Linked DNA regions of Homo sapiens: regions 2, 3, 4 and 5 are each linked to region 1. Evidence: chromatin contacts called from ENCODE Hi-C or POLR2A ChIA-PET data. All regions are on one chromosome and are shown on one strand. Each heading gives the region's core, a stretch centred on a gene start or an enhancer-like site at or near the end of the contact. The rest is flanking DNA. Distances are from core to core; before and after follow the strand shown. Region 1 holds the start of RNF213 (ring finger protein 213). Region 2 holds the start of FAAP100 (FA core complex associated protein 100). Region 3 holds the start of SLC38A10 (solute carrier family 38 member 10). Region 4 holds the start of CYTH1 (cytohesin 1). Region 5 holds the start of ASPSCR1 (ASPSCR1 tether for SLC2A4, UBX domain containing).

Evidence for each region. Hi-C counts contacts between places; a loop is a spot of excess contacts on that map. ChIA-PET counts read pairs that join two places held with the same protein, here RNA polymerase II (POLR2A). Pooled maps may share reads with other maps.
Region 2: a map of naive thymus-derived CD4-positive, alpha-beta T cell shows a loop between it and region 1 (7-fold over the local background). The contact joins the promoter of FAAP100 here to the promoter of RNF213 in region 1. A Hi-C loop is called at or near these places in 1 of 168 maps with a recorded cell type or tissue (naive thymus-derived CD4-positive, alpha-beta T cell) and 7 of 50 pooled maps. POLR2A ChIA-PET finds 5 or more read pairs at or near these places in 1 of 52 experiments (AG04449).
Region 3: a pooled map shows a loop between it and region 1 (15-fold over the local background). The contact joins the promoter of SLC38A10 here to the promoter of RNF213 in region 1. A Hi-C loop is called at or near these places in 2 of 37 single-sample maps with no recorded cell type and 8 of 50 pooled maps.
Region 4: a loop to region 1 is called in a map of CD8-positive, alpha-beta T cell, with 15 times the contacts of the local background. The contact joins the promoter of CYTH1 here to the promoter of RNF213 in region 1. A Hi-C loop is called at or near these places in 1 of 168 maps with a recorded cell type or tissue (CD8-positive, alpha-beta T cell), 1 of 37 single-sample maps with no recorded cell type and 7 of 50 pooled maps. POLR2A ChIA-PET finds 5 or more read pairs at or near these places in 1 of 52 experiments (activated CD4-positive, alpha-beta T cell).
Region 5: a loop to region 1 is called in a pooled map, with 8 times the contacts of the local background. The contact joins the promoter of ASPSCR1 here to the promoter of RNF213 in region 1. A Hi-C loop is called at or near these places in 2 of 50 pooled maps. POLR2A ChIA-PET finds 5 or more read pairs at or near these places in 2 of 52 experiments (K562 and activated T-cell).

What each region holds. Positions count from the first base shown.
Region 1 is chr17:80,259,052-80,263,273 of GRCh38, reverse strand. It overlaps RNF213 (ring finger protein 213), which reads right to left and starts at 2,422. Exons shown (of 68, transcript NM_001256071.3): 1 at 2,372-2,422. RefSeq lists silencers at 1,545-1,684, 2,065-2,414, 2,694-3,043.
Region 2 is chr17:81,550,669-81,554,774 of GRCh38, reverse strand. It overlaps FAAP100 (FA core complex associated protein 100), which reads left to right and starts at 2,422. Exons shown (of 9, transcript NM_025161.6): 1 at 2,422-2,609; 2 at 2,723-2,847; 3 at 3,572-4,106. The coding sequence starts at 2,445. It overlaps LOC124904085 (a long non-coding RNA gene), which reads right to left and starts at 2,416. Exons shown (of 2, transcript XR_007065947.1): 1 at 2,269-2,416; 2 at 1-1,733. RefSeq lists enhancers at 791-1,366, 1,896-2,015 and silencers at 1,416-1,485, 1,496-1,575, 2,156-2,315, 2,456-2,695, 2,756-2,855.
Region 3 is chr17:81,292,428-81,297,116 of GRCh38, reverse strand. It overlaps SLC38A10 (solute carrier family 38 member 10), which reads left to right and starts at 1,810. Exons shown (of 16, transcript NM_001037984.3): 1 at 1,810-2,294. The coding sequence starts at 2,196. RefSeq lists an enhancer at 1,145-1,234 and silencers at 1,895-2,164, 2,265-2,334.
Region 4 is chr17:78,780,043-78,784,309 of GRCh38, reverse strand. CYTH1 (cytohesin 1) reads left to right here and starts at 2,037. Exons shown (of 14, transcript NM_004762.6): 1 at 2,037-2,108. The coding sequence starts at 2,087. RefSeq lists silencers at 1,778-1,937, 1,978-2,257, 2,518-2,917 and an enhancer at 3,936-4,035.
Region 5 is chr17:81,974,440-81,978,878 of GRCh38, reverse strand. ASPSCR1 (ASPSCR1 tether for SLC2A4, UBX domain containing) reads right to left here and starts at 1,250. Exons shown (of 16, transcript NM_024083.4): 1 at 1,131-1,250. The coding sequence starts at 1,232. It overlaps LOC105371939 (a long non-coding RNA gene), which reads left to right and starts at 1,394. Exons shown (of 2, transcript XR_933953.4): 1 at 1,394-1,511; 2 at 1,922-2,911. LOC124904087 (a long non-coding RNA gene) reads right to left here. Exons shown (of 2, transcript XR_007065951.1): 2 at 2,544-2,768. RefSeq lists a silencer at 755-1,614 and enhancers at 1,093-1,864, 1,865-2,638.

The sequences.
Region 1 (4,222 bases), core at 1,173-3,672:
CTCATCCTCTTAAGGGGACTAAAGCACCTGCCCCACAGGTGATGGGGCCTGAGCAGGCAGCCCAGGGCTACTGGGCTGGCAGTCAGATTCCTAGTAATGGGGGGAGGCTGCCATCCACAAAGCGCGCCACTCTGCACTGACCACCTGCCCTCAGAACAGCCTCTGCGGTGGATGGCATCAAACCAGACCAAGGCCAGGACTCAGGCCTCCGGGGTCACTTCTTGCATCCAGGGTGAGAGTGGAGATGGCGTTTGGGCGCTTGGCCACCTAACAGTGGAGGACCTGACTCTCTCCCTCCCCAGTAAGAAGCCTCAGGGCACACTGGCCCACCCACCACCTTCTTCTGCTGGCTTGGAACCAAAGAACTCCACTGGGGCAGTGGCTGGAGCGGCAGCTGACTGGTGCCTTCAGCAGCCAGGAGGACACTCAGGCCCCCTCCCTGCCCTGGCCCTGCCCTCTCCTCCCACTGGGGTGGGCTCACTCAGGCTGGGCCTGAACGAGGGACGGAGGCACTGGGTGGGGTTCCCTGGCTTGACCTGTGTGGGAGACTAATCTATGCCACCCCAAAACAGATTCTGTGGTCAATTTTGAGATGGCTATTCAGAGCAACCACATACTCAGGAGTTCTGGGAAGCTATCCTTTTGTAAAAGGCTATAAAGGAAATCCACACCATGAAACAGCAGAATGGAGCAGAAGCTCTCTCTGAGGCCCCATTATCTGCCTAGAGGGATCTAGGAACGGTCCCAGGGACACACAAGAGGAGTGCCTGCGGCCTCGCCAGTTCCTCTGAGAGCAGCTCTGAGATCACCTGAGTGATTATCTGCACAACAAGACAACCCTGCACACCTCCCCTCTCCAGCCCCAAGCCCCTGTCCCAATGCCATAAAAACATCAATCATCTGTCTTCTGCAGTCTTCTCTTTGATGAGGTTCCCAATAGGTGTATGGGACAATTTGCATCCCTTTTCTCCAGGTCTGCTGCCCTTTTATTCCAGAGACTAAAATTATCTCTCCTTCAGAGTAGAAGGAGAGTTTAAAACTCCCCTACCCCTGCCACAGCCAAGCCCTGGCTCCCACCGTACCTCCTCCCCTCCACACTCTACCTGAAACAACCACCAGTGGACACTCCCTCCCTCAAACACCTTCAATGACTCCCCACCGCCCAGGCCTCTTTCTTTCCACCCGAAGTGTTTCCTTCTCCAATGCTACACTGGGGAACCACAGACCAGAAAACTCGAAAAATCCTCCAAAAAGCATTTTTTGTTTGTTTGACAGTTTCACCCAGGCTGGAGTACAGTGGGCAATCTCAGCTCACTGCAACCTCCGCCTCCCGGGCTCTAGCGATTCTCCCGCCTCAGTCTCCCAAGTAGGTGGAGTTACAGGCATGCGCCACCACACCCGGCTAATTTTTTGTGTTTTTAGTAGAAACGGGGTTTCATGTTGGCCAGGCTGGTCTCGAACTCCCGACCTCAGGTGACCCACCCGCCTTGGCCTCCCAAAGTTTTGGGATTACAGGCATTAGCCACTGCGCCCGGCCCCCTAAAGCATCTTATTGTTCCATCTGCTCTAGGGGCCGGAAGACACAAGAGAGAGCCCCAGGCACCCAACACTGTTGCATTCAATCCGCTTCCTGTCTTTTCTCTGACATTTTTTCCCAAGCACAGACACTGCCACCCAAATCAAAGCCCATCCCCCAACCACAACCAAAGTCAACAAGGTGGGGGCAGGGAAGGGCCACCACCATGTTTGCACAGCTCCTTCCCCTCCCGCCCTGGACTCCCCCAGGGCCCGGCCCGCCGGCTTGCAGGCAGCCATCCGGGAGGGGTGCCCACCCTGGCCTTGAGCCCCGCGCTCGGGCGACTTCGCCAAGTCGGAAGGACGCTGCGCGGTGCGGTTCAGACGGGGCGATGCCTCCCTCGTAAAAGTTAGGAGTCTGTTTTTGCAACTTCACTTTTCCGTTGTTGCCATTCGTACAGGCGCAGGATTCCCGGGCGGACCTGCAGGCCCGGGTCCGGCTGTCCCCTTCCACTACACCCCCCGTGCCCCGGCCACTTCCCGGGGGCAGCACTGCCGGGGCGCAAAGCCTCCTCCGCGCTCTGCGCTCCGGGGATGTCGCCGGGGTCCCAGGCGTGCCCGCTGCCCCCACCCCGACCCCTCCCGCAGCCGGGGAACAGGGTCAGTGGGCGCCGCGGGCGGGGCTGGACCGGGCACCCCGGCGGCGAAACCGAAACTTGGAGCCGGCAGGAAGAGGCGGCCGGGAGGGGCATCCGGACGCAGGCGCCGCTCCCCGGGACCCGGCCCGCCGGCCCGCGGGGCCCACTGTATCCTAGCCCGCTCCCCGCCCCGGGAGACTCTCCAGGCCCGCTCGCACCTGCGGCCCCCGAGCTCGCCGCCTGCCGCGCGCTGTCGCCCCTCGGGTCACGGGGCCCTGGGCCCCGCCCTGCCCGCCGCCGCCGCCGCCGGCCCCGCCCTGCCCGCCGCCGCCGCCGCCGGCCCCGCCCTGCCCGCCGCCGCCGCCGCCGGCCCCGCCCTGCCCGCCGCCGCCGCCGCCGGCCCCGCCCTGCCCGCCGCCGCCGCCGCCGGCCCCGCCCTGCCCGCCGCCGCCGCCGCCGGCCCCGCCCTGCCCGCCGCCGCCGCCGCCGGCCCCGCCCTGCCCGCCGCCGCCGCCGCCGGCCCCGCCCTGCCCGCCGCCGCCGCCGCCGGCCCCGCCCTGCCCGCCGCCGCCGCCGCCGGCCCCGCCCTGCCCGCCGCCGCCGCCGGCCCCGCGCAGGCGTGTGCGGAATTCCCCGCCGGTGGCGCCTCCCAGTGACTCCGGGCCCCCAGCCCCCGGGAGGCGCCTCGGGCCGCTGCGCGCCGGGTACAGACGCGGGAGGGGCCTCGGTTCCCGCCAGGCGTGGGGCGCATGCGGGTCTCCCGGAAGCCCAGACCCCGGGCAGGCCCGAGCAGCCGAGTGGGGCGGGACAGGCGCGCCCCCCGCCCCGGCGCCCAGCACCTCGGACAGTGTCTGCGGCCGCGCAGAGCCGGCGGCCAGCCTGGGAGCGGCCCAGAGGGCGCCCGGCGGGTGCAGTGGACGTCGTCAGCGCGCCGCGTGGGGGCCTTTGCAGATTAAGGGACCTCCGCGGCCCCGCGCGGAGCGCTCTGTCACTGATGATGGAGGGGCCACGGCGGTCCGCACCATCCCCCGTGCCTCAGTTTTCCCATCTGTGAGGCTCATGGTGTGACCAGGGACCTCCGTTTTAAAATCACCCACTTTCTTTTTCTTCCTTCTCCTCTCACCCCTTCATCCCGTCCCTCTCTGGACACTGCGCCCCTCTGCGCATTCCAGAGGGGACCCTCATCCTGAAACAATTCCCGGCGCGGAACCCCAGCTGAATGCTCCTGCTTGGGGCGGGGGGTCGCCAACAATTAGTCCAACATCCTCGACAGCCACCCCTCCTAACCGACAACTGCCCACGACAGCCATGGGAACAAGACACAGACCCTGCCCTTACCCCACTCCCCACGGTGCCCACGGCAAGTTTCCCTAGAAGAACTCGATGGCAGCCTGGGCAACATAGAGAGACCCCATCTCTACAAAAAAAATCATTTAAAAAAATTAGCTGGGCGTGGTGGTGCACCTGAAGAGGCTGAGGCAAGAGGATCGTTTGAGCCCAGGGAGCTCCAGGCTGCAGTGAGTCGTGATCATACCACTGCACTCCAGCCTGGATGACAAAGTGAGATCTTGCCTCAAAAACTAACAAACACACAAAACCTGAGGATAAATTTTTAATTTTAGGGTGGCACTTTATTTATTGTTTGTTTGTTTTTTGGAGACAGTCTCACTCTATACCCCAGGCTGGAGTGCAGTGGCGTGATCTTGGCTCACTGCAAACTCCACCTCCCAGTTCAAGTGATTCTCATGCCTCAGCCTCCCGAGTAGCTGGGATTACAAGCGCCCGCCACCAAGCCTGGCTAATTTTTGTATTTTTAGTAGAGACGGGGTTTCTCCATGTTGGCCAGGGTGGTCTCAAACTCCTGACCTCAGGTGATCCACCTGCCTTGGCCTCCCAAAGTGCTGGAATTACAGGCATGAGCCACTGCGCCCAGCCAAGGTGACACTTTAGAACGCTAGTTGGGCATCTTCTCGCTTTGCTGGGTCTCCAATTAAAACCTGCTTTTTCCTCCCACCAATCTTGACTGCACCACTGCACTCCAGCCCTGGCGACAGAGTGAGACTTTGTCT
Region 2 (4,106 bases), core at 1,173-3,672, 1.3 Mb before region 1:
GCCTCGGCCTCCCAAAGTGCTGGGATTACAGGCATGAGCCACCGTGCCTGGCCAAAATTAAAAAATTTAAAACAGTTCTGGATGCCACTCCCCCATTAAATCAAGCAAATTGTACTGCTTAGAAATAGAACTCAGGCCCGGGGTTCGAGACCAACGTGGCCAACATGGCGAAACCCTGTCTCTATTAAAAAAGACAAAAAATTAGCCTGGCGTGGTAGTGTGCACCTATAGTCCAGCTTTTCGGGAGGCTGAGGCAGGAGGTTGGCTTGAGCCTGGGGTGTTGAGGCTGCAGTGAGCCGAGACTGTGCCACTACACTCTAGCCTGGGAGACACAGTGAGAACCTGTGTGTGTCAAAAAAAAAAAAAGGGAGAAGTCGGGTTCCTGGGTCCCTGCCTCACCTTCCTGCTGTGTTCTCCTTATTGGGCTGTGCTGCTCTGAGGAGAGGTCCCTCAAGGCCCAGCCCTCCTCGCCCTCAACACAGCCTGAAGCTTCATGGTTTTTCTCCCCTCAGTCTGACCTAAATTGACTCCTTCATATACTTCGTGCTTAGGGAGATGATAACACCTCCAAGTTGGGCATAGAAACGCAGTGTCCAGCGGTCTGCGCTGCTGTCTCGAAGGCTTCCGCTAGGAGTGTGTGCATCTTCCACACCCACGGACAGAGAGGCTGCCTCAGCCCTCATCACTCTTCGCCAAGTACAGGTGGGGCACGGCACAGCCCAGCAGCTGATGGAGAGCCGGCCTTCAGCCCTTCGCTTGTGTCTAACTCACCCCCTTTCCCCTGGGATCCATGCTTAAGGTCCCCCACATGACTACTGATCATAAATCTTGTTGCAGATAGGAGCTGGGCTTGGCGTGGGGCCAAAAGCCTGCCAGCCCCCGGAGCAGAGTGGGGTGGGCAGCGGAGTAAACCGCGGGGTGAGGCTGCTGGTTTGGCGGGCCTTCTCCCACGTCCGTTTCCTCCTCCACGTGATCGTGATCATTTCCTCTAGGACAGTCTTGGCATGTTACCATCCGTATGGAAGAGATGGCCTGGGAGGACTGGATGGGGTTGGTGTGTGTGAGCGAGTGACTCACAAGGCTTCAGAGGGTTAAAACTAGCAGTCAGAAGACCTGCGGATTCCTGTGGGGAAATTCGGTCAGAAGACCAGCGGAGGATCCCTGTGGGGAAATTCACAACGATGCGGCATCTGACTTCCTGACTCTGAAGGCCAAATGAGATGCACCTGGCCCTCCTCTCCCCACTCCCCAGCATCAAAGACAGCATTTCCAGCCCAAACACCTTCAGAGCAGCCCTGGCGAGAAGAGAGGAGCAAGGAACTGACTCCAGGTGCCGCACTTGAGTCTGTCTAACCCAACATTCAGAATCAGACATCCCCGTTGCCTTGGGGTCAGTCCCCACCCCAACCTCAAAGGGGGGCGGTCAGGATGTCTGCAAGTGGTGCTTTGTGCTCCAGCAGGTGCACCCGGACTCCACGATGTCTGCCTAACTTCCAAGCCCAGTTTTGCAGCCCTGCCCCTAGATTCTCCCTCGAGGGTGTCTGGCCTTAGCGCTCTTCAGATTGGCTTCTTAAACGGAGGGAGGCGGGCCGGGGGCGGGGTTCCTTGGTCATTTACTTGTGAATGGTGTGCCTGGTTTCCGCTCTCTTCCGGGCATGGAGCAGGTGTCCGTACTGCAGGCCCCTCCACGGGCGTTCTCTGGTCAGTACTTCTCTCCTGGAGGAAGTGGAGAGCTGCCAGGAGGGAGAGGGTGGAGGTATCTTGCCCTGGCTCACAGTCATTTTCTTGTCCTCTGCCCCCAACCCAGAAACCCCATTGGTGTACTCCCTGTCCCCACGTGTTCAGCCACGGAGGGAGGGACGCACTTCCACCTAAGCTGGCTCACTCCGCTGGGCCCTGAACGCGGGGGCGGCCGGGGCGGCTCGCAGAGCACAGGGCAGAGACCCATCCCTAGGACGACAAGAGCCGGCGCTGCCCCACCCCGACCCCGGCTGGAGTGCGCTCCGGCAGGACCCAGCTGCTCTCCGAGAGCCCAGAGAATCGAGGCGTTTACGCAAAAGCCCGAGTAGCTGAGCGCTTGCTCCGGGGAGACGCCCCGCCCAAGAGCAACCTCTGCTCGGCCAGGACCCGCTTCCCCACCCTGGGGAACCCGTGCAGCAGCCGGGGCCATGAAGCCGCCGAGGGCTCCCACCAGCCCGGCCGGGTCAACCTCGACCTGCGGCACGGTGCCGCGGCCCCTAGGAAGGCTCCCCTGCTCCCCGTGGGTACCAGCGACCGCCCCAGCTCCCGGAGTCCCTGCAGCGCGTCCTTTCCGGCCCGCCCCCGGCACCGCCGACCGCTTTACGGCGGAGGTCGCGCCGCACAGCGGGCTGCCGTAAAGCGCTCCGAGGCGGAGCCGCCGCCGCGCGGCCGGGGCTTCTCACTCTGACGGGCCCGCGCGCACGATGGCCGGCGCCGCGCCGCGGGTCCGCTACCTGGCGGGCTTCTGCTGCCCTCTCGGGGGCCTGGCGGCGGGCAAGCCCCGCGTGCTGTGCCATGAGGCAGAGGTCTTCCTGTCCACCGGGAGCGAGCTCGTCTACGTGTACGACCAGGAGGGCGGGCTGCTGACCGTGAGCGCCGGCCCGCGGGGGCGGGAGGGACCGGGCGGGGGCGGCGGTTCGCGTGAAAATGAAGACCGCGGGCCCGCGCGTCGCGTCGGCCTGACCCGCGCCCCGGTCCGCAGGCGGCGTTCCGGTTCCCCGACCAGGTGTGGCACCTGGAGCTGCTGGCGCCGCGCAGGTTGCTGTACGCGCTGTGCGCCCGGAGGGGCCTCTACTGCCTGTCGCTGGACCACCCGGGCAGGAGCAGGTGAGGGCGGGCCCGCGGCCTCCCTCCCGCACACTCCTGCTGCCCCCGGACTGCTTCAGAGCGAGCAGCCCCACCTCATCGCGCTTGGGGACCCGGGCTGCCGCCAGCTCTGAAGCCTCGGCCGCCATCCCTGCCCGATTATCTGGAGCCCCTGCCCCCAGCACTCTTTCTGCAAGTGTCTTGCTCACAGTCCTTAGTAAGTGGGGTTCACATGGTTAAGCCCACGGCGGGGCGCGGGATCCTGTCCTTTGGGCCCTGGTGGCCCGGTGCTGTCTGGTGAGACACGCCCCCGAGGTTGGGTCTTTATTGGAGGGAGGAGACAGCAAAGGCACCGTGACCCCGAGTCAGTGATCAGTGGACACCATCTGGGTTGGAAGGAAGCGAGCTCCGGGCAGCCAGGCCTGTCTTCAGTGCAGAGCCAGCAGCTGCTGACCGCGGCCCAGGCTGTAGAGGGGGCAGCCTGTGCACTTTGCAGCCTGGGCCTCAGCCTGACGGTTCTATGCTGACAGGTGTCGGTTCACGCTGGTTTTGGATGCCTGGTACTTCTTGTCAAGAGTATCCTTCGTGGGGAAGGTGGGAGGCCATGTGGCAGATGGACTGCTGAGCGGCCTTGGGGGTCACTGCGGGAACCCCTGAGCCAGACTACTCCATGCCAGGTTATTGTGAAGAGAACGTGGGAATCCCACCCTGCCCAGGCCTGACCAGTGCGTCCCTGTTCTCAAAGGTCTACGAGCCAGGATGACAGGGACAGCGAGGACGGTGACCAGCCTTCCCCCGTGATCCCTGTGGACCCCGATGCCTGCATCCTTCCCGATGCTGCGCTGTGCGCGTTCACCTTGCTGGACAGTGTGCTGGTCACCCTGGTGCAGGGCCCTGCCCGATGGAAGATGCAGCTGTTTGAGCAGCCCTGTCCTGGGGAGGACCCCCGGCCAGGAGGCCAGATCGGTGAGGTGGAGCTGTCCTCCTACACGCCCCCAGCCGGGGTCCCAGGAAAGCCTGCAGCCCCCCACTTCCTTCCAGTGCTGTGCTCTGTGTCACCATCAGGCTCCAGGGTCCCGCACGACCTCCTCGGGGGCTCCGGGGGCTTCACGCTGGAGGACGCCCTCTTCGGGCTCCTCTTTGGAGCTGATGCCACCCTCCTGCAGTCACCTGTGGTCCTCTGTGGTCTCCCTGATGGCCAGCTCTGCTGTGTGATCCTGAAGGCCCTGGTCACCTCCAGGTCAGCCCCTGGTGACCCAAATGCCCTTGTCAAGATCCTC
Region 3 (4,689 bases), core at 561-3,060, 1.0 Mb before region 1:
GGCACACACCTGTAGTTTCAGCTACTGAGGGCCTGAAGTGGGAGGATCACTTTAGCCCAGGAGGGAAAGGCTGAAGCAAGCTGAGATTGTGCCACTGCACTCCAGACTGGGTGACAGAGTGAGACTCTGTCTCAAAAAAAAAAAAAAAAGAGACAAATAGTCTTCCCCATAATTGTTTAGGGATATATCCATATATGGTAAACCTTTAAAGAAAAGTAATGAATTGATGGAATCTGGATTGTGATGTCTCAGGATAGCAGGGAAGAGGGGAAGAAGGTGCTGGAACTGGGGAGGAACTGAAAGGGAGGATCTAAGTCTTCGGTAATATTTTGTTCTTAAAGCTCAATAGCGGGTCCATGGTATTTGCTATTTGTGAAAACATACATGTAAATTGCCCAGCCTACCTCGCATGCATAACATTTGATGAAAATTACATAATAAAAAGGAGGTTATGGAATGTGTATGCCATTTCATTTATATAAAAGTAAATGGGCTGGGTGCGGTGGCTCATGCCTGTAATACCAGCACTTTGGGAGGCCGAGGTGGGCGGATCACCTGAGGTCGGGAGTTTGAGGCAAGCCTGGCCACCATGGTGAAACCTGGTCTCTACTAAAAATACAAAAATTAGCCGGGTGTGGTGGCGGGAGCCTGTAATTCCAGCTACTTGGGAGGCTGAGGCATGAGAATAGCTTGAACCTGGGAGGTGGAGGTTGCAGTGAGCCAAGATCACACCACTGCATATACAGCCTGGGCGACAGAGCAAGACTCTGACTGAAGAAAAAAAAAAAAAAGAACGCAGGCATTTGTTATTTTGCCTGCGTATTTAATTAGTCTTTACCCAGGCATTTCCTCCTGTTCTCCTGAAGGTGGGGCACAGCCTTACTTGGTGGCTGCACTGCCAGTGCCTGAGGAACGGGCCTCTGTTCTAAGACACCTGGTCCTGCAGGTGCTGCAGACACGGCCTCCTTTCCTCCGCCGTCCTCCCCCAGCAGCCTGGAATCACTTGCTGCTTCCCAGCCATTCGGTCTACGCGCTCATTCATTAGACTCAGAGTGAGCAGCTAGGTGCCAGGAATCCACAGATCTATCGGGACCCTTCTCTGTTCTCTCCTCTCCCCGGTCTCCATTTCTACCCGAGGAATTCTCATTTGTCCTTCAAGCTCCAGCCTAGAAGCCACCTCCTTCTGGAAGCCCTCCCGGGTTTCCCTGTTCATGTAAGCCTCCACCTCTCCTGTCCCCTCCAGGAATGTCCCTTGCTCTTTTCGTGTGAAAAGGTGAAGTTCAACATTGCCACTGATCTGGGCGCAGTTCGGCAGGGCACCGCCTCCCCTTGGAGCTGTGTGGCCTTAGCGGAGTGGCCGAGCCTCTCTGTGCCCAGCGTTTCATTCCTACCTCCTAGGTGCTAATTCCTCACAACAGACTATTTTTCGGCTGAGGCAGTCAGGGCCCCCGCCCCCGTGCCCTGGCGCCAAGCACTCGCCCCAGAATCGGTCCTGGGAATAAAGGTCAAAAAGGAACCCTTAAACCCGCTCCTCCCCGGAAGGCACAGCGCCTCCCCTTCTCTCCAGCCCGCGACTGCCCATCCAAACCGAGGCCTCGCGGGGCGAGTCCCTTGTCCTCCAGCTCGTTGAACTGGGGCCCCGGGCACAGGTCGGCTGGACCAGCTTGGCGAACCGGACAGCTGCGAGACCCTCAGGTGCCCACCGGCCCAGTTTCCGCCCGCCCCTCCGGGCCCGCCTCTCATTGGCTCGCGTCCCACCAAACCCTACCCCCTGGCCGTCACTTCCGGGCAACGGAGCCCGTGGAAGGCGGAAGTGTGAGCGCCGCGGCGGCAGCTGAGTTGGGCTGAGGTGTCCCTAGCTGGCTCTGCGGCTCTTCCGGGTCTGGGCTCGGAGATTCACAGGCGGCCCGCGAGGCCGAGCGAGGGACGCATGGCCCTGAGGCGGCCGCAGGGCTTGGCGGGGTCCGGAGGTTGACCTCGCCCCCGCAGCCGGCCTTCGAGGCTGCCTCCTCCAGGCAGCCTCTGGGGCCCGCGCCCGCGCCTGCTCAGGCTCCCGTGTTCAGGCTGCCCATCCCCTCCCCACCGGCGTCCCGGACGTTGGGACCTGTGACCGTGGCCTCGGGCTGGGCTTCCAAAGCCGGCCGCAGCCCGGCGACCCCCGAGGCCTCTCGCCCCGGGCCCCTAGACCTCTCACTATGACCGCGGCCGCCGCCTCCAACTGGGGGCTGATCACGAACATCGTGAACAGCATCGTAGGGGTCAGTGTCCTCACCATGCCCTTCTGCTTCAAACAGGTGAGTCCGGTGGGCCCGGAGATCACCGCCCTCGCCTCCCCCGCAGAGGGGGCGTCTGGCTGGGTCGTCCTGGTTAAAGTTCCCGCCGGGGCAGGGCTTCGCTGGGCGGGTGCAGGCGGCCGCGGGCGGGGCGACCCTCTGGGTCCCGGCGCAGTTCCCGTAGAGAATCCGTGGATGAGAAGCGCACGGCGTTGGCCCTGGCAGCCCTTGTCAGCCCGGGCCGGAAAGTTCCCCACACTCAAAAACTCGATACCGAAGCAAAGTGTAACAAAGCAAAATGATCCTCCAGAATCGGAAGGGAACGGTGGGACTCCGTATTTTTACATTTTATCGTGTTTTTAAAAACTCTGACCCAACTGCACCTGTCTTCAGAAGCACACAACTCACCACTCCCAGGCTTCGACACTAGATAGGGACCTTGGTTGCAAGGTGATTAAAAACATCCACCAGGTTATACACCTAAGATCTGCGTTTCACAAAAACCGCACATTTGGCAGGGGGTGGTGGCTCACACCTGTAATCCCAGCACTTTGGGAGGCCGAGGCGAGTGGATCACCTGAGGTCAGGAGTTCGAGAACTGCCTGACCAACATGCTGAAACCCCATCTCTACTGAAAATACAAAAATTAGCCGGGGGTGGTGGCACATGCCTGTAATCCCAGATACTTGGGAGGCTGAGACAGGAGAATAGCTTGAACCTGGGAGGCGAAGGTTTCAATGAGCCGAAGGTTGCAGTGAGCCGAGATCACGCCATTGCACTCCAGCCTGGGCGACAGAGGGAGACTCCGTCTCAAAAACAAAAACAAAAAACTGCACATTTGATCTAATGTGTGCAGACGTTACCACAGTTGGAAAAAATCTCAAATACAAAAAGTTTAGCGTCATTCCAGCATTGAATAACACATGAAAGAAAATGGCCATTTCTAAGTGTCATCTGTTTAATCTACAATAAACAAGCATTTAGTGCTTTGGAAAAGAAAGGCTGACTGAAACGTTACCAAGTAGGTAGAAAAATGAAAACAACATGTATATTTTGAAACAAAGTGGCACCAGTAGTTTAATTTTAGATTAGCTTAGCAAACACTGTGTTTTTCATATTCATTATCTTTGGAATAAAAATATCCAAAAAATTTTTTCAGCCTGGGCAACATAGTAAGACCCCGTCTCTACAAAAAAAATTAAAAGTTAGCTGGGCATGGTGGTGCATACCTGTAGTCTCAGCTGCTCGGGAGGCTGAGGCAGAAGGATCACTTGAGCCCAGGAGTTTGAGATTACAGTGAGCTATGATTGCACCACTGCACTCCAGCCTGGGCAACACAACAGTACCCCATCTCTAAAAAAAAAACAACTTTTTTTTGATCAAGGAATTTTCAAACCCTCCCGTGCAGCCCTCCAGGCTGTTGTGTCTGAGTTGTTTGCCTGATATGGTTGGTGAGCCTGTCAGGGGAAGACAGGGCTACATGCCTCCAGAGCCCCCCGGGCAGCATCTGGTCTGGGCGTGGAGAATCCCAGCTTTCTGCCAGCCACCTCTGGGTGTTTCTGGACTGACTCCATGTCCCAGTGTCCACTGTGACTTGCCTGGCAGCAGAACTGCATTCTGGCATGTGGAGCAGTAGCTGGTCCTTCTCCTGCAAGTCAAAGACTGTTATCTTTGTTTTTTCAAGACGGAGTCTCGCTCTGTCACCCAGGCTGGAGTGCAGTGGTGCAGTCTCGGCTCACTGCAACCTCTGCCTCCAGGGTTCGAGTGATTCTCCTGCCTCAGCCTCCCAAGTAGCTGGGATTACAGGCATGTGCCACCACGCCGGCTAATTTATTTATTTATTTATTTATTTATTTGTATTTAGTAGAGACAGGGTTTCCCCATGTTGGTCAGGCTGGTCTCGAACTCCTGATCTCAGGTGATCCACCCACCTCGGCCTCCCAAAGTGCTAGGATTACAGGCGTGAGCCACCGTGCCTGGCCCCAAATGCTGTCATCTTTGATGCCTGTCGGTGAAGTGCCACCGTGGAAGGGGCTCTGGTTTAGACACCTGTGAAAGTACATCTTAGGGCCCAGACGATCCAGCTATCTCGAGCCTTGGACCACCTGCCATGTGGTGGACATTAGGCCCCTGCCAGAGCATGTGCTGATTAGCCGGGCATCTGCACAGACCTGTCAGGAAGTGAAGGACTAGAGACGTCCTTCTGAGTCCTGAGGGCTGCCCAGAGGGAGGCCCAGTTGCTCTGATCTGGCCGCAGCGTCTCCTCCACGGCAGCCTTCTTGGACTGGGGCGCAGGGAGACGCCAGCAGGCGATTTGGGGATGTGTGTGTTTAGTGTTTGGCAGCCTTGGCATTGAAAAACTTTGGATTAGTGTTTTTTTTTTTGTTTTAGTAGTTTTGATATATTTATATATATA
Region 4 (4,267 bases), core at 788-3,287, 1.5 Mb after region 1:
TCATGTTCTCTGCTAATCTGTGATTAGCAGTAATACCAGTATCCCTCCCTCTCCAAATCTATTCAGTTGGTGAGTTCAGCTAAGAGGTCTAGAGTGCTGATAGTAAGAATTAACATGCCATCTGAATCGCTTTTCTTCTGGAGTTCTGGTCTTTGAGCAAGAGCTGAGGTGGTCTGGGACTTGCATACTGATAAGGGAAGAAAGCCAGCTCGAAGATACCTTGAACCTTCTGGTGAGTCTGGGGTTAGAAGTGAAGTAGGGAGTGAAACAGAGGATGGCAAATACTGGGGGAGAGGCTCAGTGCTCCATTAGCCCATGTGACAGATGGTTTGAGAAGATTTGCCAGGTCAATGTGGGGTCAATTCTAAAAGTGTCCTAAGTCTAGGCCAAGAGGAACAAAATGCAGCTGGGTCTCTGACCTCACACGCCGAAGCCCAAGGACACGTTAGGGCCAAAATGTGACTCTCTAAGGTCACCTGTAAAACTGGACAATCTGGTAAAGTCAGTGAAGGTTAAGATCATGAATCCAGCCAGGCGTGGTGGCTCACGCCTGTAATTCCAGTACTTTGGGAGGCCAAGGAAGGAGACCAAAGAGAAAGGATCACTTGAGCCTAGGAGTTCGAGACCAGCCTGGGCAACCTAGCAACCTCCGTCTCTACAAAAAATACAAAAATTAACCAGGTATGGTGGCCGGTGCCTGCAGTCTCAGCTACTCAGGAGGCTGAGGTGGGAGAACTGCTTGAGCCTGGGAAGCAGAGGTTGCAGGGAGTCATGATGGTGCCACCGTACTCTAGCCTGAGCAACACAGCGAGTGAGACTCTGTCTCAAAATGAATAAATAAATAAAAGAAAAAGAAAAATAGTAAAACTCAGGACAGGTGGGCCCACAAGGAAAGAGTTCTGTGGCTTTTACTCCCGTTTTTTGGTTGGTCCAAAAAATTCCCAGCAGTCCAGGGATCTCTGTGGAGTTCTCAGTGAGTGTTCTGTGTAGGGTGCAGGAGCCACAAGTGACTGCAGGGGGAAAGGGGGGTTCTGGTGCTGGCATTCTGCAGCAGTGGGATTGTCCTCTGTCATAAAGAAAGAGAAGGCCGAGCGCGGTGGCTCATACCTGTAATCCCAGCACTTTGGGAGGCCGAGGCAGGCGGATTATTTGAGGTCAGGAGTTCGAGACCAGCCTGGCCAACATGGCGAAACCCCGTCTCTACTAAAAATACAATTAGTCGGGCCTGGTGGCACATGCCTGTAATCACAGCTACTCAGGAGGCTGAGGCAGGACAATCGCTTGAACCCGGGAGGCGGAGGTTTCAGTGAGCCGAGATCGGGCCACTGCACTCCAGCCTGGGCAACAAGAGCGAAACTCGTCTCCAATAAATAAATAAAATCCAAAACGCTGGGACTTGAAGTGCCCTCCTTTCAATCTTGACCCAGGTAAAACTCAGGACAAATAAAAAGAAGTAGAAGCAGTAAACTTAGGACATACAGCATGTAAAGGTTCTGAACGCAGGAGTAAATGACTTCAAATAGCTTTTGTGGCCTTTCGCCAAGGACCGGGCCCTCCCTGGCAAGCTGGGGCCGGGTCTGACCTTCCAGGTTGGCGTCAGCAAGGACCACCCTGCCCTTCAGTGGCCGGACACGACCTTGGGCTTTCGTGCAGTAGCCTGGCTGCAGGCCAGGTCGAGTCCGCCACCCCGGGGACTTGCACCGCCCTTCAGAAACCGAAACCTGCTCGGCCCCAGGAGGCGGACCGGGAGAAGGGGGGGGGGTGTGTGTGTCTCGGGACGGGGGCGTGGTCTAGAGGCGGGGGCAGGGGAGGAGCCTCGGGTGGACGCGCGTGCGCAGGCCGGAGCCTCGGGAGGAGGCCGGGTACCCGGGGTGCGGCGCGCGCGGGAGGAAGGCGGGGCCTCGGGCGAGGGGCGGGGCCTCGGGCCGGGGGCAGGGGGCGGGCGCAGGCGCAGGCGCGGGCGGGCGGGGCGCGGGGCGCGGGGCGCCGGGGGCGGGGCTCCGAGCCGGGCTGAGGCGAGCGGGGGCGCGGGTGGCGCGGCGGGACGCGAGCGGCGAGCCGGAGCGCGGAGCCCGGCTCCCGCACCATGGAGGAGGACGACAGCTACGGTCAGTGCGCCCCGGCGGCGGACGCTTCCCCCTCGCTGTCCCCCAGTCCCCTCCGGGCCCGGCCGTCCGGCAGCGCTTGCGGCGGCTGGCGTTTCCCGGGGACACTGGTGCGGGACGCGGAGCCCGGGGCGACCGGCGGGCGAGCGGTGCGCGGGGCCCTCGCGGGGCGGGGGTCGCAGGGGGTTTTGAGGGATGAGGGTCGCCGGGGCCGGGGTCGCTGGCGGCGCTGAGGGATGTGGGTGGCTGGGGCGGGGGTCACAGGCCGGGCTCGCGGTCTCGCGGGGCCAGGGGTCGCCGCGAGCTCTGAGGAATGAGGGTCGTTGGGGTCGCGGGGCAGGATCTCAGGGGCTCTGAGGGATGAGAGTCGTTGGGGTCGCTGGGGTCCCCGGGGCAGGGGTCGCAGTCCGGGTCCCGGGGGGCCGAGGGGTGGAGGTCGCTGGCCCTGCCGCCCCTCTGCGGGGCTCGGGGCGGACGCGCGGATGGCCGGGCCCGCGTTCCCCGCAGTTTCCGGCCGCTCTCGGCGTCAGCGAGTTGTGCCCGGTCCACGTCTTTGTTCAGAAATGAGAACGGGGAGCGGCGCCGCCGGCGAGGCGCGGGCTCCGGGACGGCCCTGCCCGCGGGAGTCTGGGCCCGGTAGCCGCCGGTCCGGTGCGTCGCCGCCTGCCGAGACGCGGGTGTGGAGCCCGAGGGGCACCGCGGTGGGGACGCCGCTCCTCCCCTGACTGGGGACTTGGCAAGCGGAGCCGCTGTCCCGCTCCCTTCGCTCCCGCGCGTTGAGGCTGCTGGCCCAGGCCAGGGGTGCCTCCCTCCAAGAGTTTGAAATTGCAAGGGTTGCAAAAGGTTGTTTGACATGCTGTAGTTAATTTATTAAGTTTGTTCATGAGGAATTAAAAGGAAGAATGGCAAATAGAACAAGTGGTGAACTTTTGTGGTTTGGTAGCAAAGTACAAATAAAGCAGAACTCTGTGGCCAAATGGAACCCAATTCTAGTTTAATAACTAATGGGACATTTTTCTTTTTTTTTTTTTTTTAAGAGACGAGATCTCGCTCTGTCACCCAGGCTGGAGCACAGTGGCGTGATCGTAGCTCACGTCAGCCTCTTGAGTGGCTGGAACCATACGCACGCCACCATGCCCGGCTAATTTTTTATTTTATTTTATTTTATTATTTTATTTTATTTTATTTTATTTTTGAAACGGAGTCTCACTCTGTCGCCCAGGCTGTAGTGCAGTGGCGCCATCTCGGCTCACTGCAACCTCGGCCTCCTGGGTGAGCTGAGCGATTCTCCTGCCTCAGGCTCCTGAGTAGCTGGGACTACAGGCGCGTGCCACCACGCCTGTCTAATTGTTGTATTTTTAGTAGAGACAGGGTTTTGCCATGTTGGCCAGGCTGGTCTTGAACTTCTGACCTCAGGTGATCCACCCGCCTCGGCCTCCCAAAGTGCTGGGATTACAGGCATGAGCCACCGCGCCCAGCCCTAATTTTTTACTTTTTTAAAAGATGGGGTCTTGCCATGTTACCCAGGCTGGTCTTGAACTCCTAGACCCAAGCAGTCCTCCCACCTCTGCCTCGCACAGTGTTGGGATTACAGGCCTGAGCCACCACACCCAGCCCACTTGTTACCTTATAAGTAAACAAGTAAAAGCAGCTTGTGCATTTTTTTGTTGTTTGTTTTGTTGTGTTTTTGAGACAGGGTCTAGCTCTCTTGCGCAGGCTGGAGTGCAGGGGCGCTCTCATAGCTCACTGCACGCTCTGCTTCCTTGGCTCAAGCAATCCTCTCACCTCTCTTCTCAGCCCCTCCTGTAACCTGGACTACAGGCCTGGGCTACCACGCCCTGCTAATTATTTTTATTTCTTTTTGTAGAGAGGGAGGTCTCCCTATGTTGCCTAGGCTGGTGTGAACTCCAGTTCCTATCTTGGCCTCCCAAAGTGTTGGGATTACAGGCATGAGCCACTGCTCCCAGCCTCCTTTTGTGATTAAAAGAAAAATCACCCACTGGCTGGCCCCAAAAGATTGTTCAGCCCCTCCAGATTTCACTCCTGCCCACTGCTGAGAAGCCGACAGCAGTTTTGCCTGCTGCTCTTTTCTCTGCCTCCTCTTGCCATTTAATTTCCCTCAGATCCCAGTGTCCTGCCTACCAGGCTTTTGTGGCCTCTCT
Region 5 (4,439 bases), core at 1-2,500, 1.7 Mb before region 1:
CCCTGTAGTTCTGCAACCTGCCTTAAACTTGCCTAGCACAAGCTACCCCCTGGCTCTGGCACGGTTCTGTGCACCTGCTGCCACTGCCTGCACCGCCTCCGCCCCTCTTCTCCATAAAAAGCCAAAGCCGTGGCCTTGCACCAAGGGGTCCCGCGCAGCCTCTGCGGGAGCGCCCCACTTCCGCACTCTGCACGCCTGGCACCAACAGCCTCCTGGCTGCGCCCTCCACCTGCCCAGGCCTGGGGACCCCACGCCGTGGGCTGCTCCCGCAAACTCCGAGTCGTGTGCACCTTCGGATCCTCACGGTCCCCCACGCAGCAGAGGCTCAATAAATACTTTTTTTTTTTTTTTTTGATATGGAGTCTCGCTCTGTCTCCCAGGCTGGAGTGCAGTAGCGCGATCTCGGCTCACTGCAAGCTCTGCCTCCCAGGTTCACGCCATTCTCCTGCCTCAGCCTCCCGAGTAGCTGGGACTACAGGCGCCCGCCACCACGCCCGGCTAAATTTTTTTGTATTTTTTTAGTACAGACGGGGTTTCACCGTTTTAGCCAGGATGGTCTTGATCTCTTGACCTCGTGATCCACCCGCCTCGGCATCCCACAGTGCTGGGATTTACAGGCGTGAGCCACCGCGCCCAGCCAATACTTTTACATTTAATTGATTCGCGGTCACAAGGTGCCCAAGTAAAAGTGCAGTGAGTGACTCGGCAAAAATCGCTTCCAGGCCCCACGGCCGGGACATCTGCCACCGCGCAACCCGGGCTCCCGCTCCGGGGGACGCCCCGGAATGGGAACGCGGGTCTAGGGCTCCACTCCTCCCTCTTCCCGGCGCCCTCGCGAGCTGGGCTCGGCCGGGCGCCGAGTACTCGATGCGGGTGACACGCGGCGCCGTTCTACCTCACCCCTGGGAAGGCTCGCCACCGCCCCGCCCCCACTCGGGACCCCCGGGACCCCCGGGACCCCAGCGGAAGCGCAGGTGACGGCGAGCAGGGGGCGGGGCCGCCGCTCAGGAGGCCGCTCATTGGCCGCCGAGGCCCCGCCCCCGAACACCGGGACGCCGACCGCAATGGGCGGGGCCTCGGCGCAGCGCCCCCCGCCCGCCTACCCGTCCGCCCCGGGCGGGCGGCCGCACCTGAAGCAGCACGGTGCTCGGCGTCACCTTCACCGTGTGGCGCCGGCCGTTCGGGGCCAGCACCGACACCGCGGAGCCTCCGCCGCCTGCCGGGGCCGCCATTTTCCGCTCACGTGACCCGCCGCCGGGCCGGCGTCAAACAACTTTATCGGCAACAGCCAGGACGCGCAGCCACGCGGCCAGGGGGCGGGGCCGCAGCGCACTTCCGGGTCCTGCCAGGCCCCGCCCTTTCCCCACCCACGGCGCCCCGGCCCCGCCCTTGGGCCGCCAAAGCCCGCGCCAGACCCGGAAAGCGCGGTCGTCCTCTGCCTCCGGGAAGCGCGGCTTGGATGGGCTCGCCGGGGCCAGGCTGGGCCGGGGCTGGGCGCGCGGTCACCCCCGGTGAGCGGCACTGAGCCCCGGGGTCCCAGCGGTCCGCGCTCGCCCACCCTCGCTTCGTCCCTGACACGTCCCCAGCTCGGTGCCCTGCTCTCCCCCGACCCTCCCGGCTTCCTCCACTCCAGCAGCTGAGCCTCTTCCCTGCCCACCTGTCCCTGTGGTCAGCGTCCACCTCCTGACCTTATGGTTTGGGGCAGTCCCCCCGCCCCTGTACGGATCCTCCCTGGGTGTTGGGACTCGTGGCCCTCAGTCTAGACCTGATTTCTTTCATCCTAAAATGGGAGTGCAGAATCTGGCAGCCCTAGGGCTGCCGCGACGGTCCCTAAACCTGAGGGTAGGAAAGGCGGGAGACCGGTTTCAGAACCGTGGGGTGAGCGAACTTGAGTCTCACCGGAGCTCCTGCCGACCCACAGGCACTCAAGGACTTCCCGCACCAACCCATGCTGAGGAGGGGCTTGGTGGCAGCCTCAGGAAACACTCCCATCGCCAGCCACCGCAGCAGGGAAAGCACCTGGCCTCACCAGCTCCAGGCTTCCAGAAGGAGCTGCCCTCCTGACTCGCAGCCGTCGAATGTGCTTAGCTCCCAGCACCTGGGCCACTCATGGACAGCACTCGCACGTGTTCCGCCCCGCCCCCCACCTCCATGGCTCAGCCGGGCCTTGGCACTCCTCTCTCCATGTGCCTGCCTGTCTCTGCGGACTCCTGGCTAGGGCTCAGCTGCCCAGTAGCCTGTGGAAGGGGGAACTGGTGCAGTTATCAGTCAATCCTCCCACAGGGCTGGGATTACACACGTGAGCCACCGCACCCGGCAGTCATTGCTGAGTCTAAGGACATCTCTGCATGGGTGCTGTTGTGCCTTCCTGTCGATGACATATCCATGTCACCCACACACACCTGTATGCTGACAAACACGGACATCTATGTACATTGGAGAAACCTGGGGAAAGCCCCAGGCTAGCCATAGCCCTCCCATCCAGCCAGCCAGTCCCATGCTCTGTGCAACCTCAGAACCTTACTGAGCCACACATCACCTGGTGGGTTTTAATTCTTTAGTGGCGTTTTTGAAGAGTCTGTTCCTATTTTCCTTAGACTGTCCCACAGTCTGGATCCTTGGTTAAACGTTTGGGGCAATGATGAAGGGAGGTGACAAGTCAGCAGGAGGTGCAGGACATCAGCGTGGCCATGAGTGAGGACGTGAAGTTGAACCACTTGGTCAGCTTTGGGTCTGCTGAATTCCTCCATGGTCAAGGTCCGTGGCTCCTTGTGGAGTAATTAAGGCATGCGTGAGGTCATTCTCTGAGACCACAAGCATCAAGTTTTCCCAATAACCATTTGCCCAACAGTTTTAGCATCAGTTAATGAGTAGATTCAGTGTTAAACCGTAAAGCTGCAAAATCATGGCTTCCCAAGTTTATTGTTTCTTCTACATTTATAGTCACTTTCGGTCAAGCTTCCCCTTCTTTAAAAAGTTATTAAATATTTGGGAGGCTGAGGCAGGAGAATGGCGTGAATCCGGGAGGCAGAGCTCGCAGTGAGCTGAGATCACGCCACTGTACTCCAGCCTGGGAGACGGAGCAAGACTCTGTCTCAAAAAAAAAAAAAAAAAAAAAATTAAATATGGCCAGGCGCGGTGGCTCACGCCTGTAATCCCAGCACTTTGGGAGGCTGAGTTGGGCAGATCACAAGGTCAAGAGATTGAGACCATCTTGGCCAACATGGTGAAATCCTGTCTCTACTTAAAAAAAAAGTACAAAAATTAGCCGGGCATGGCGGTGCGTGCCTGTAATCCCAGCTATTCGGGACACTGAGGTAGGAGAATCACTTGAACCTGGGAGATGGAGGTTGCAACGAGCCAAGATCGCACCATTGCACTCCAGCCTGGGCGACAAGAGTGAAACCCCATCTTGAAATATATATATTTATTAATATGAATTCATGTATTTTTTTCATTCAGTCAGCATTCTTTTTGATGCTCAAATTGGTCCGAATTTGGCCAGTGAGACCTCCTTTAAGCTGGCTCCTATGCTTTTTTTGATAGGAGGGATGATCTTTTATCCTGATATTATTTCAAACTTAGCCGAGCAAGGTGGCTCACACCTGTAGTCTTAGCTACTCCGGTGGCCGAGGCAGGAGAATTACTTAAGTTCCAGCCTTAGTGAACCACTATTCATGCCTATGAATAACTACTGCACCCCAGCCCGAGCAACGTAGTACGATACCGTCTCAAAAAAGGAGAAGGAGAAGAAAGAAGAAGAGGGAGGAGGAAGGAAGAAAGAGAAGAAAAGTTTGCAAAAGCAAGAATTCCTGCTGTATATCTTTTTTTTTTTTTTTTTTTTTTGGAGATGGAGTCTCCCTCTGTCGCCAGGCTGGAGTGCAGTGGCGAAATCTCAGCTCACTGCAACCTCTGCCTCCCGGGTTCAAGCGATTCTTCTGCCTCAGCCTCCCGAGTAGCTGGGACTACAGGTGTGCAGCACCACACCCAGCTAGTTGTTGTTTTGTTTTGTTTTGTTTTTTGAGACGGAGTCTCGCTCTGTTGCCCAGGCTGGAGTGCAGTGGTGCAATCTCGGCTCACTGCAAGCTCCGCCTCCCGGGTTCACATCATTCTCCTGCCTCAGCCTCCCGAGTAGCTGGGACTACAGGCACCTGCCACCATGCCCGGCTAATTTTTTGTATTTTTAGTAGACATGGGGTTTCACCATGTTAGCCAGGATGGTCTCAATCTCCTGACCTCGTGATCCACCCGCCTCAGCCTCCCAAAGTGCTGGGATTACAGGTGTGAGCCACCACGCCCAGCCTCCTGTATATCTTTTAGCCAGATAAATCAGTGTTTACATGTCACCCCATTTGTTTTATCATATTCTCTTTCTCTCTCTCCATATACATGTAAAAACTTTTTCTGGCCAGGCACAGTGGCTTACACCTATAATCCCA